Regions from separate parts of the Homo sapiens genome. Here region 1 is linked to region 2. Evidence: chromatin contacts called from ENCODE Hi-C data. All regions are on one chromosome and are shown on one strand. Each heading gives the region's core, a stretch centred on a gene start or an enhancer-like site at or near the end of the contact. The rest is flanking DNA. Distances are from core to core; before and after follow the strand shown. Region 1 holds the start of CDC42 (cell division cycle 42). Region 2 holds the start of EMC1-AS1 (EMC1 antisense RNA 1).

Region 1 (5,060 bases), core at 2,207-4,706, 2.8 Mb before region 2:
ATATTTCTTAAAACCTACTGTATGTATGGCAGTATTCTAGGCATTAGCAATGGGGTGACCATGCCAGGCCAAAGCCCTGCCCTCACAGAACTTACAATCTAATGAGGAAATCTATGTGGAAGAGAACACTGAATAAGGCATTACCATAAAATTCCAGAATGAAGCCTTTTAATACAGAGAGATATTTTCATGGAAGATATGTTAACACAATATTTAACCCTCTCTCCCCTTCAAAGGAAGCCCTGTAGCCTAAGGTGCTCATTGTTTCTCATCCTCTCAAAAAAAAAAAAAAAAAAACTCTAAAACAATAGAGAAGTGCATTTAAAATACATCTATAAATAAAAGCACAACTAGTCTTTTACTTCCAAGAAAGCCTGTCAGCGGCACAGCAGCTCATGCCTATATCCCAGCACTTTCAGAGGCCAACAGGAGCAAATAGCTTGAGTTCAGGCATTCCAGATCAGCCTGGACAACATGAGGAAACCCGATCTCTACAAAAGATACCAAAATTAGCCGGGTCTGGTTGCATGCACCGTAGTCCCAGCTACTGCAGAGGCTGAGGTGGAAGGATCAGTTGAGCCTGGGAGGCCGAGGCTGCAGTGAGCTGTGATCACACCACTGCACTCTAGCCTGGGCGACAGAGTAAGACCCTGTCTCCAAAAAAAAAAAAAAAATCACCAATTTTTTTTTTAACTCCCTATACTACTCTAGGCTATAACATCTGCCTTAGATTCCCAAAAAATTAAGTTTAATACGGACAGGTATTGGTTGTAACATGAAAACATTTTAAGAGTATAAACAGAGGATGTGATACCTTTCTGGTCTTGAAGAAATTACTGAAAACGAGCTCATTCAATACTTAGTTGATTACCAAACTCTTATCTCCATCTCAGTATAAAAACTATAAATTCAGGCCGGGCACGGTGGCTCACGCCTGTAATCTCAGCACTTTGCGGGGACGAGGCGGGCGGATCACGAGGTCAGGAGATCAAGACTATCCTGGCTAACACCGTGAAACCCCGTCTCTACTAAAAATACAAAAAATTAGCCGGGCGTGGTGGCGGGCGCCTGTAGTCCCAGCTGTTCGGGAGGCTGAGGCAGGAGAATGGTGTGAACCTGGGAGGCGGAGCTTGCAGTGAGCTGAGATTGCGCCACTGCACTCCAGCCTGGGAGACAGAGCGAGACTCCTTCTCAAAAAAAAAAAAAAAAAAAAAAAAAAAAAAAAAAAAAAAAAAAAAAAAAATATATATATATATATATATATATATATATACATAAATTCAAACTACTGTTACTTTCTAAAAGGAAAGATACAAATTGATATTATTTAAAATTATTAAAAATAGAAAGCTCAAGAAAATAAGGCAGATGTGTTCCAATTTTATATGCCTAAAATATTACATCAAGGCTAACAAATGTATTTCAGAAGATTCAAGTTCCACACCTATCCAATGGTCTGTAATGCCTACACACTACAGAAAGCTGCCTTGAACCTACACTCCTTTTAAGTGTTTACCAATCTGTTCTCTATAGAAATGAGAAACAGTGGGAAAGCACTTGTTTCGACATGAATTATCTTTACAACAATGCATTACACAATTGGATCTCATTTGCTTTACAGAGTCAACATTTTTGTGTGATACTATTGCAGTCGCGGAAGGATACAAAATTTAGAATGTAAACACCCTAGGGAACAAAAATTGTGATCTCTGCTTGACCCCAGGAGTCCGAGACCAGCCTGGGCAACATGGCGAAACCCTGTCTGTACAAAAAATACAAAAATTAGCGGGGCATGGTGGTACATGCCTGCAGTACCAGCTACTCGGGAGGCTGAGGTGGGAGGCTCACTTGACCCCGGGAGGCGGAGGCTGCGGTGGGCCAAGATCGCGCCACTGCACTGCAGCCTGGGAGTGCAATATCCATTATATTTAGTAACGTCTTTGAGACCCTGTCTCAAAAAAAATAAAAATTGTGATCTCAAAATTATGAAAATATTAAGTTTTTTGCTTAAAGATCGAAGTCTCGTTTTTAATAACAAAACTAAAATGTCTAGCATAGATCAGGCATAAACTGATCCTCTTTTCAACACAACTTCACCACAAAAAGTGCACTTGAATCAACCTAGGGAGATTCCCAGCATGCAGTAAGTCATAAAGGAGAATAAACAGTCTGGGAAAGTCATTTTGGACCGAAAAGTGTTCCCACAAATAAACCCACCTCATTCTAGTATAGTCAAAGGGACCTCTATTTAAAGTTAATGCCACGCAAGGGGCCGTGGACGGTGTTGTCTTACACTTTATTCCCTGACACAAACTAATCCTGGGATTTTAAACCTTCCTAGCTTTTAGGTGCACTGAAGGCGGTCATGAACACAAGTAACAAGCTTTCAAAACATCATCTGTGAATACGACGTGTTGGGAAGCAGGCAGGATAAGCCACTGGGTGACCGACTAAGGCTGCAAAATGCTGTTTGAATTTAAGTCCCTGACTTGTAGGAGTTAAGTCTCACTCCTTATACCGCGATGACGTAATCTTCCACACTACATTTATCTTGGACTTAAAGGGGAGGAAAAACAAACGAACAAAGAAAATTCCCCCCCGATAAGAGGAATTAACCAAGCAGCAGAACGACGGCTTCGGGAGGTAGTTAGGTAACTCCCCGAAAGGGAAGCTTCAGCTAAACCGGCAGGGAGCGGGCTGGAGGAGCGGATGGAAATGCTAGGAACTCGACCTCCGAAAGGAAGAGCAGCCTGGAGGCCGTGGCTCGGGGCCACCCCGCCCAGAGGACGCGGCCGGCGCGGAGGGGAGCTCGGACAGGCACCGCCGCGAGCAGCCAGCGAGCTGCCCTCCTGCCACCGCCCCGCCGCGGCCGCAACGCCACTCCCCTCCCCCGCCCCCCCACCCCCGCCGCAAAATGTCCGCGGCGGCGCCCGGCGAAGCAGGAAGTCCAGGCCGGAGCGCAGGGCACGGAACGCAGCCTGCCAGCACGGAAGACCGGCGCCCGGCCCGGCCCAAGCGCCCGCGAGTCGCTCTGAGGCCCCCGGCCGCCCTTAGGAGCCCGCCGGGCCGGGCTGGGGGGAGGGGAGCCCGGGCGCCCAGGATGGGTGTGACCCCCTTCCTTCCGCCGCTGCCGGTGACAGCCCGGTCCCGCTCGCGCCCCGAGCCCCGGCCGCGCGCCCCTCCTCAGACGGGCGCCCCCTGCCTCCCCGGCCGCGACCCCCGCCCCGGCTCCCCCACAGAACGCGGACCCGCGCCCGCCCGGAGGACGCAGCGCGAGCCGGGCACTCCCCCACAACCCGTGCTCCCGGGCCCCCCACGATCCCGCAGACGGGGTGTCCCCGAGGACTGGGAGAGGACGGAGACGGCGGGGATGGGAAGGTAGGGTGGCAGCTCCCGCGGGGAACCTCGGGCCCCGCACTCACCTCAGCTTCTCCACCGGGGCGTTGGCAGCACTGCGCGGGGTCTCCTCGGCTGCCGGACAGGGGCACGCACCTGACGTCAGCGCGCAGGAGACGCACAGTTGGGTGCCCGCGGAAGTGGGAGGAACAGGGAAGGGGAAGAGGCTGGGGCGGGTCAAGGCGGTGCCTGGACTGCCCTGGCTCCGCCCGCCTGTCGCGCACGCGCGGGCCGGCGCAGCTCGTGAGTTCGGGGCTATGCTCTGCATGTTTTCCTAATGGTTGTATTTGTAATAATACTGTGAACGATAGTATGCAAAGCGCTTCCTCTACCAGTTCTTTTTTGTTTGTTTTTTCTGAGACAGTCTTGATCTGTTGCCCAGACTGGAGTGCAGCGCGCGATCTCAGCTCACTGCAACCTCCACCCCTTGGGTTCAAGCGATCCTCCTGCCTCTGCCTCCCGAGTAGCTGGGATCACTGGCACCTGCCACCACGCCAGGCTAATGTTTGTATTTTTAGCAGACACGGGGTTTCACCATTTTGCCCAGGCTGGTCTCGAACCCGTGACCTCAAGTAAGTGATCCACCTGCCTCGACCTCCCAAAGTGCTGGGATTACGGGCGTGAACCACCGCGCCCGGCCCACTACCAGTTCTTTTGATCCTTGCAAGCTTGTGAAGCAAGGTATTGTCCCATTTTGCAGAGAAGACGGAAGCTTCTCTGAAAGGGCTGGTGACTTGCCCCAGATCACAGGGGTGGATGGTCTCTCACTCCCCGGGCCTGTATTCAGTCCGCCGTGATGTGAGAACTGAGTATCACTCTTCTTATCTCTACCTACACCCAGTGTCCCTCGCTGTAGCCACATGGGTCTTTTTTAGAGTTACAACCTTCCCCCAACCACAGGCCTTGTGTTTTTGTTGTTGTTGTTGTTGTTGTTGTTGTTGTTTTTTCTTTGAGACGTTCTTGCTCTGTCACCCAGGCAGGAGTGCAGTGGCACGATCTCAGCTCACTGCAATCTCGACGTCCCGGCGATTCTCCCACCTCAGCCTCCCAAGTAGCTGGGACCACAGGCGCATGCCACCATGCCTGGCTAATTTTTGTATTTTTTTGTAGACACAGGGTTTTGCTGGATTGCCCAGGCTGGTCTCGAACTCCTGGACACAAGCTATCAGCCTGCCTCAGCCTCCCAAACTGCTGGGATTACAAGGTGTGAGACATTACGTCTGGCCAAGGCCTTGAATTTCTTTGCTCTGCCTCCCTCCTCTTCCCCCAAATTTATATCACTGCATTCTTCAATCATCCTATCTTCGCAGTATCTATTATTTGTCTTCTCTGCTAGTATGAAAGCTTCAGGAAAATAGAGAACTTCCCTCTCTTATTCTTAGATGTTTCCCCATGTTAGAGAAAAATCGCTTAAATTGCTTATCCTAGGCCGGGCACGGTGGCTCATGCCTGTAATCGCAGCACTTTGGGAGGCCAAGGCGGGCGGATCACGAGGTCAGGAGATCGAGACCATCCTGGCTAACACGGTGAAACCCCGCCTCTACTAAAAATACAAAAAAATTAGCCGGGCGTGGTGGCGAGCTCCTGTAGTCATAGCTACTCGAGAGGCTGAGGCAGGAGAATGGCGTGAACCCGGGAGGCGGAGCTTGCAGTGAGCCAAGATC
Region 2 (4,622 bases), core at 1,201-3,700:
TCCATTTGAAGTTTTCAGTATTGCAGTAGGAGTTTCAACAAAATATGCACTGATTACTTGTTCTTGTAACTTTGTAAAAGCTTGAGAACAGATTGACCTCTGTTGGCTCCTACGGGGTAACAGCTAAGGTTTATTCATTTACTTGTTTCTAGAAACACTGTATCTATTAGGATTTATTCCAAGCAACTCTGTATTAGATGGCTTAAAAGAAAAAAGAGATGTGCTATCTACCACTTTTGAAGCTCTGTAGTGAGGCACACTGACCTCATTTGTTTTTAGATTGCTGTACAATTTACAACCACCAAAGTGTGCAAATCATAAGTACAAATCATGGCTTAGTGACTACTGTGTGTGTATATCCATGTAAGCATAACTGTGTCAAGGTATAGAACTTTTCCAGCTCCCAGCAGGCCTCCTCATCACTACCTCTACACAAATCTTTAAACCATACCATTCATCAATGTCTGCCATTTTTACTTCATTGAATTCCCTGTAACATGACTGTATCATGTCTTTTATCATTTTAAATTTCAGTTCCTTGGCAGACACTTGGGATTAGAATGGAACAAGTATTTTAAGTCCTTCAGTTAATTCATAAAAGTTATTTATTGTTTTTTAGTTTCTATCTTATTTCCTGGACCAGAATATTAGAAGCTTGTGTTTCATCTAGAAGTCTTTTATTAGTCTCTTTTGTCATCTAAATTTATAACATAGATGCCATTCCAAATCTTTGTGGCAACACAAGACCAAACCTCCAGTACTGAAATAAATGTGGCATTTATAAAGGAAGTTCTTTATCTGGAGTGCTCTCTCCCAATCTATTAACCAGAAATATAAAGTATATAATAAATAATTTAGGTAAAGGTGAAAATCTCCCTGTGATAGTTTGCATTTGCCTTTTATTCTCCTGGAGAGGGAAGGGAGGACAGCAGATACATTTGATCTTTTATTTCCTGAAATTTCTCCAAGACAGCTTTTGCAGATTAATTTTGTCCTCTGGTTAAAATAAAATTCATGTCCCAAAGCCATTATAAAATTCTGGGTCTCCAGCCTTTCCTTAGGGCTCTGGTTCAGTATCTTGAAATACTGCAATATTTATAGTGTTATGGAAAGTTCTTTTTCATTTCTGATGTTTTTATGTTTAAGAAACTTGCTGTTATTATTATCCTCTGGTAAGTAGGCACTGAAGGAAAATCCCTACTGCTGTCATCAAAGCCACATTTTCCTCCAAGACCGGCTTTGACTTGACTGAATTTTATTTCGAATGTAAAGATGCAGGCTGGGCGCAGTGGGTCAAGCCTGTAATCCCAGCACTTTGGGAGTCCAAGGTGGGAGGAACCTAGGACTTCGAAAACAGCTTGGGCTACGTAGGGAGACCTGTCTCTTAAAAACAAACAAAAAAAATTAAGAGTGGTGGCCTGCACCTGTATAGTCTCAGCTACTGGGGAGGCTGAGGCTGGAAGATCACTTGAGCCAGGGAGGTGGAGGCTGCAGCCAGCTGCAACTCTGCCACTGCACTCCAGCCTGGGCTATTGGGCGACAGAGCAAGATCCTGTCTCAAAAAAGGTAAAGTAGGTCATATCTTAATAAAAGTGCAGATTAATCACTAGGTACCAATTCATTTATCAGTGTTACACACCAAGAACAAAAGCTCTTCCTAAACTTAGGGGGAGAATTTCAGGGCTTTAGGAATTTGAAACCGTCTTCACAGTTCCTTCCCAGTCTTATTTAGGCCAGCTGTAGGCCACAGGCTAGAGCTTGAAGCCGTCCACCAATATCTCACTCACAGGACTGTCCTTAATGCACGAATACCTTTCCTCGAGCAAACTGCTTTTCCCTCTTAGACCTTGTAGCCAGATCATTTTACCGGCAAAAGTCTCAGACATCTCCTGTGAATAAAAGCTTACATTCTTTCCTTGCCAGTAGAAAAAAGGGGAACACGTAAGCATACGTGGCAAATTGCAAAGAGGGATGCATTGTACGAGCTGGTCAGATTGTTAATGAGGGCAATCCAAACAGAAGAGATTTGAGTGCTAAGGGAATACGGATCAGTGATTAAAAGGTGTTGTGAGAGGGAGAAATCTTTGTAAACTATGGCGCTCTTTAGTATTACTATTGGGGGGATCTAGGCAGGGGAAGAAGCAGGTGAAAGCGTTTTAGGCTTCGGCCTCCTCTTGTCGTCCTTAGCTGTCCCAGGCCAGGGCCATTCTATACGCCGAGGCGTAGTCAACTCTGCTGCCCTAGACTTGCCCACTGAACCCATGCCCCAGACTCACCTTTACCCGCTGCCCGGAAGCCAAGTCGCTACCACCTGCTTGAGCAACTCCCACCGCGCAGGCTCAGAAGTTAACGCTCTCCCGCCTTTCCCCGCTGCGCTACCTTCTGAGCAGGCGCAGCGTCTCCGATCCGTTCCCTCGCCGCGGCTCGACCCCGGTGAGAGCAAAGGCCGCTCCGCGCGTCGCGTTTTTGACCCATGACGGCGGCGCGCAGTCTGACGCGACAGATTGCGTCACTTCCGCCCCCTCCTGGGAGGCGGCGCTGGGCCGGTGGCAAGCCCCCGGAGGGAGCCGCAGTAGTACGACGGAAGATGGCGACGAGCGGCGGCGAAGAGGCGGCGGCAGCGGCTCCGGCGCCGGGGACCCCGGCAACGGGGGCGGACACGACCCCGGGCTGGGAGGTGGCTGTGCGGCCCCTGCTGTCCGCGTCCTACTCCGCCTTCGAGATGAAGGAGTTGCCGCAGCTGGTGGCCTCAGTCATCGAGAGGTACCGGGCGGCGGCTCTGGCGGGCGACGCTGTTGTGGGGGGAGGGGATTTCGAGCCGGATCGTCTGGACCCGCTTTCCGGGCCGCCCCCTGCCCCCTTGAGGATCCCCGCCACAGCCACGGCTTCGGGGTCCCGGGCCCGGGGAGACTGGCTTGCCTGGGTTTCCCTCCGCCAACGCATGTAAATCACCTCTACCTCAGTTTCCCCTCTCGAGCAAAACTTTAGCGGCCTCCCTGCGGGAGGGCGTGGCCGGACATGGTTGAGAGTGAGATGCATTCGCCCTCTTAAGGGAATGTTCACGGGGCTGCCCCTTGGGTCAAGTCACAGATGAGTTTGCATTTCTCGCCCGCACTCATCCTCCTAGCCTGGGCCGGAGCGGAGCCGTACGGTATAATTTAATAACGGTCTCCCCGCGGTGCTGTAATCAGTGGGGGCACGTGCTATTTCTGTGACTGAAGCCACTAGCTACATTGATGACCTCTTTTTACGTTGCACTCCTTGTGCATTCCTACTGTATCGGTCTTTGATTAAAAACATTTCAGTGTGTGTCTGAGAGATCATTTTCCCAGAGGATGTGTGGTGTGTGTGTTCTCTTGCTGCCTCCCATCCCCCTCGCATTAAAATATCATCACATTCTTTTACAAACGGTACTATCTGTTGGTTTCCTTTTGTGTGTTTTTGTCTTTTTGCACAGCGATTCTTAGCTAGTGACAGTTATGTAGGTACAAAGATGGTGATCTCAGAGTGCCTGCCTTTTCCTGACATACTGTGCTCAGAGCAGTCTTTCATTAGTTTAATGGTAGACTTTTGCTTTTAAAGCCAGACTGACTTTCATTTTTCTAGCCATACCTCATTTCAGCAACTCCCTGCAATTGTTAACTGGGTCATTTTAGCTTCACGATGACAAGGGTATATCTAGCTGCTATCCAGAGGTTAAAAATTGCTATTTGTTACTCAAAGGAGGCCCACGGTTTGACAAATTGTTTTTGTGCTTTTTCTTGTTGTAGACTTGTAATCCTTTGGATGCAGAGTTTTTAACAAATTATAATAAAATAATGGTTGAGTTTGGTAACTTCACAGTCAGCTTTACAGACGGATTTTGCTATCTAATCATCAGGCCAGGAATGTTCTGAAGATGTAAACAGGTTTCAAATATACTACTTTCAAATTACGTGGCTGCTTTTTGTTTTAAACATTTGGATTGGCAGTATTTTTCCTGACTCATACTCATGTTACGTAGAATCAGTAACGTTCCAGTCTTTTTAGAGCATTTGCTTTTATGTTTTTCTGGACATGAGCTGGATAGGTTATAAAATATTAATAATTTGTTGACACCCTTCCATAAATCCTGTATTCTGGGGCCACCTTTAAAGCTGTAATACTTAAGGAACACCCTCCAACCAAATACATCACTAGGTTTGAATTTTGCCATGTATGTGGTAGTGGTCTTTGCCATACCCTCTGTTTGTACAAATAATCAAGAGTTGTATTTGTAGACATTAATAAGATCTCTCTTTATGGCTTAGAAAATAAGTCCAAACTGATGGGTCTTTGGTAACGCATTTATTGGAAGGCAAGATCTCTTTTTTTTTTTTTTTTTTTTTTTGAGATGGATTCTTGCTCTGTCACCCAGGCTGGAATGCAGTGGCGCCATCTCAGCTCACTGCAAGCTCCACCTCCCAGGTTCACACCATTCTCCTGCCTCAGCCTCCCAAGTAGCTGGGACTACAGGTGCCTGCCACCACGCCCAGCTAACTTTTTGTATTTTAAGTAGAGATGAGGTTTCACCATGTTAGCCAGAATGGTCTCCATATCCTGACCTTGTGATCCACCCGCCTTGGCCTCCCAAAGTGCTGGAA

What was found. A loop is a pair of places that touch in the nucleus more often than their neighbours do. Pooled maps may share reads with other maps.
Region 1: a loop to region 2 is called in a pooled map, with 16 times the contacts of the local background. The contact joins the promoter of CDC42 here to the promoter of EMC1-AS1 in region 2. A Hi-C loop is called at or near these places in 4 of 50 pooled maps.

Annotation. Positions count from the first base shown.
Region 1 is chr1:22,051,105-22,056,164 of GRCh38, reverse strand. CDC42 (cell division cycle 42) reads right to left here and starts at 3,456. Exons shown (of 6, transcript NM_001791.4): 1 at 3,423-3,456. RefSeq lists enhancers at 1,899-2,467, 2,468-3,035 and silencers at 2,748-2,927, 2,938-3,157, 3,218-3,367.
Region 2 is chr1:19,208,214-19,212,835 of GRCh38, reverse strand. EMC1-AS1 (EMC1 antisense RNA 1) reads right to left here and starts at 2,450. Exons shown (of 2, transcript NR_135114.1): 1 at 2,277-2,450. UBR4 (ubiquitin protein ligase E3 component n-recognin 4) reads left to right here and starts at 2,570. Exons shown (of 106, transcript NM_020765.3): 1 at 2,570-2,763. The coding sequence starts at 2,588. RefSeq lists silencers at 1,486-1,555, 2,581-2,900 and enhancers at 2,181-2,230, 2,481-2,530.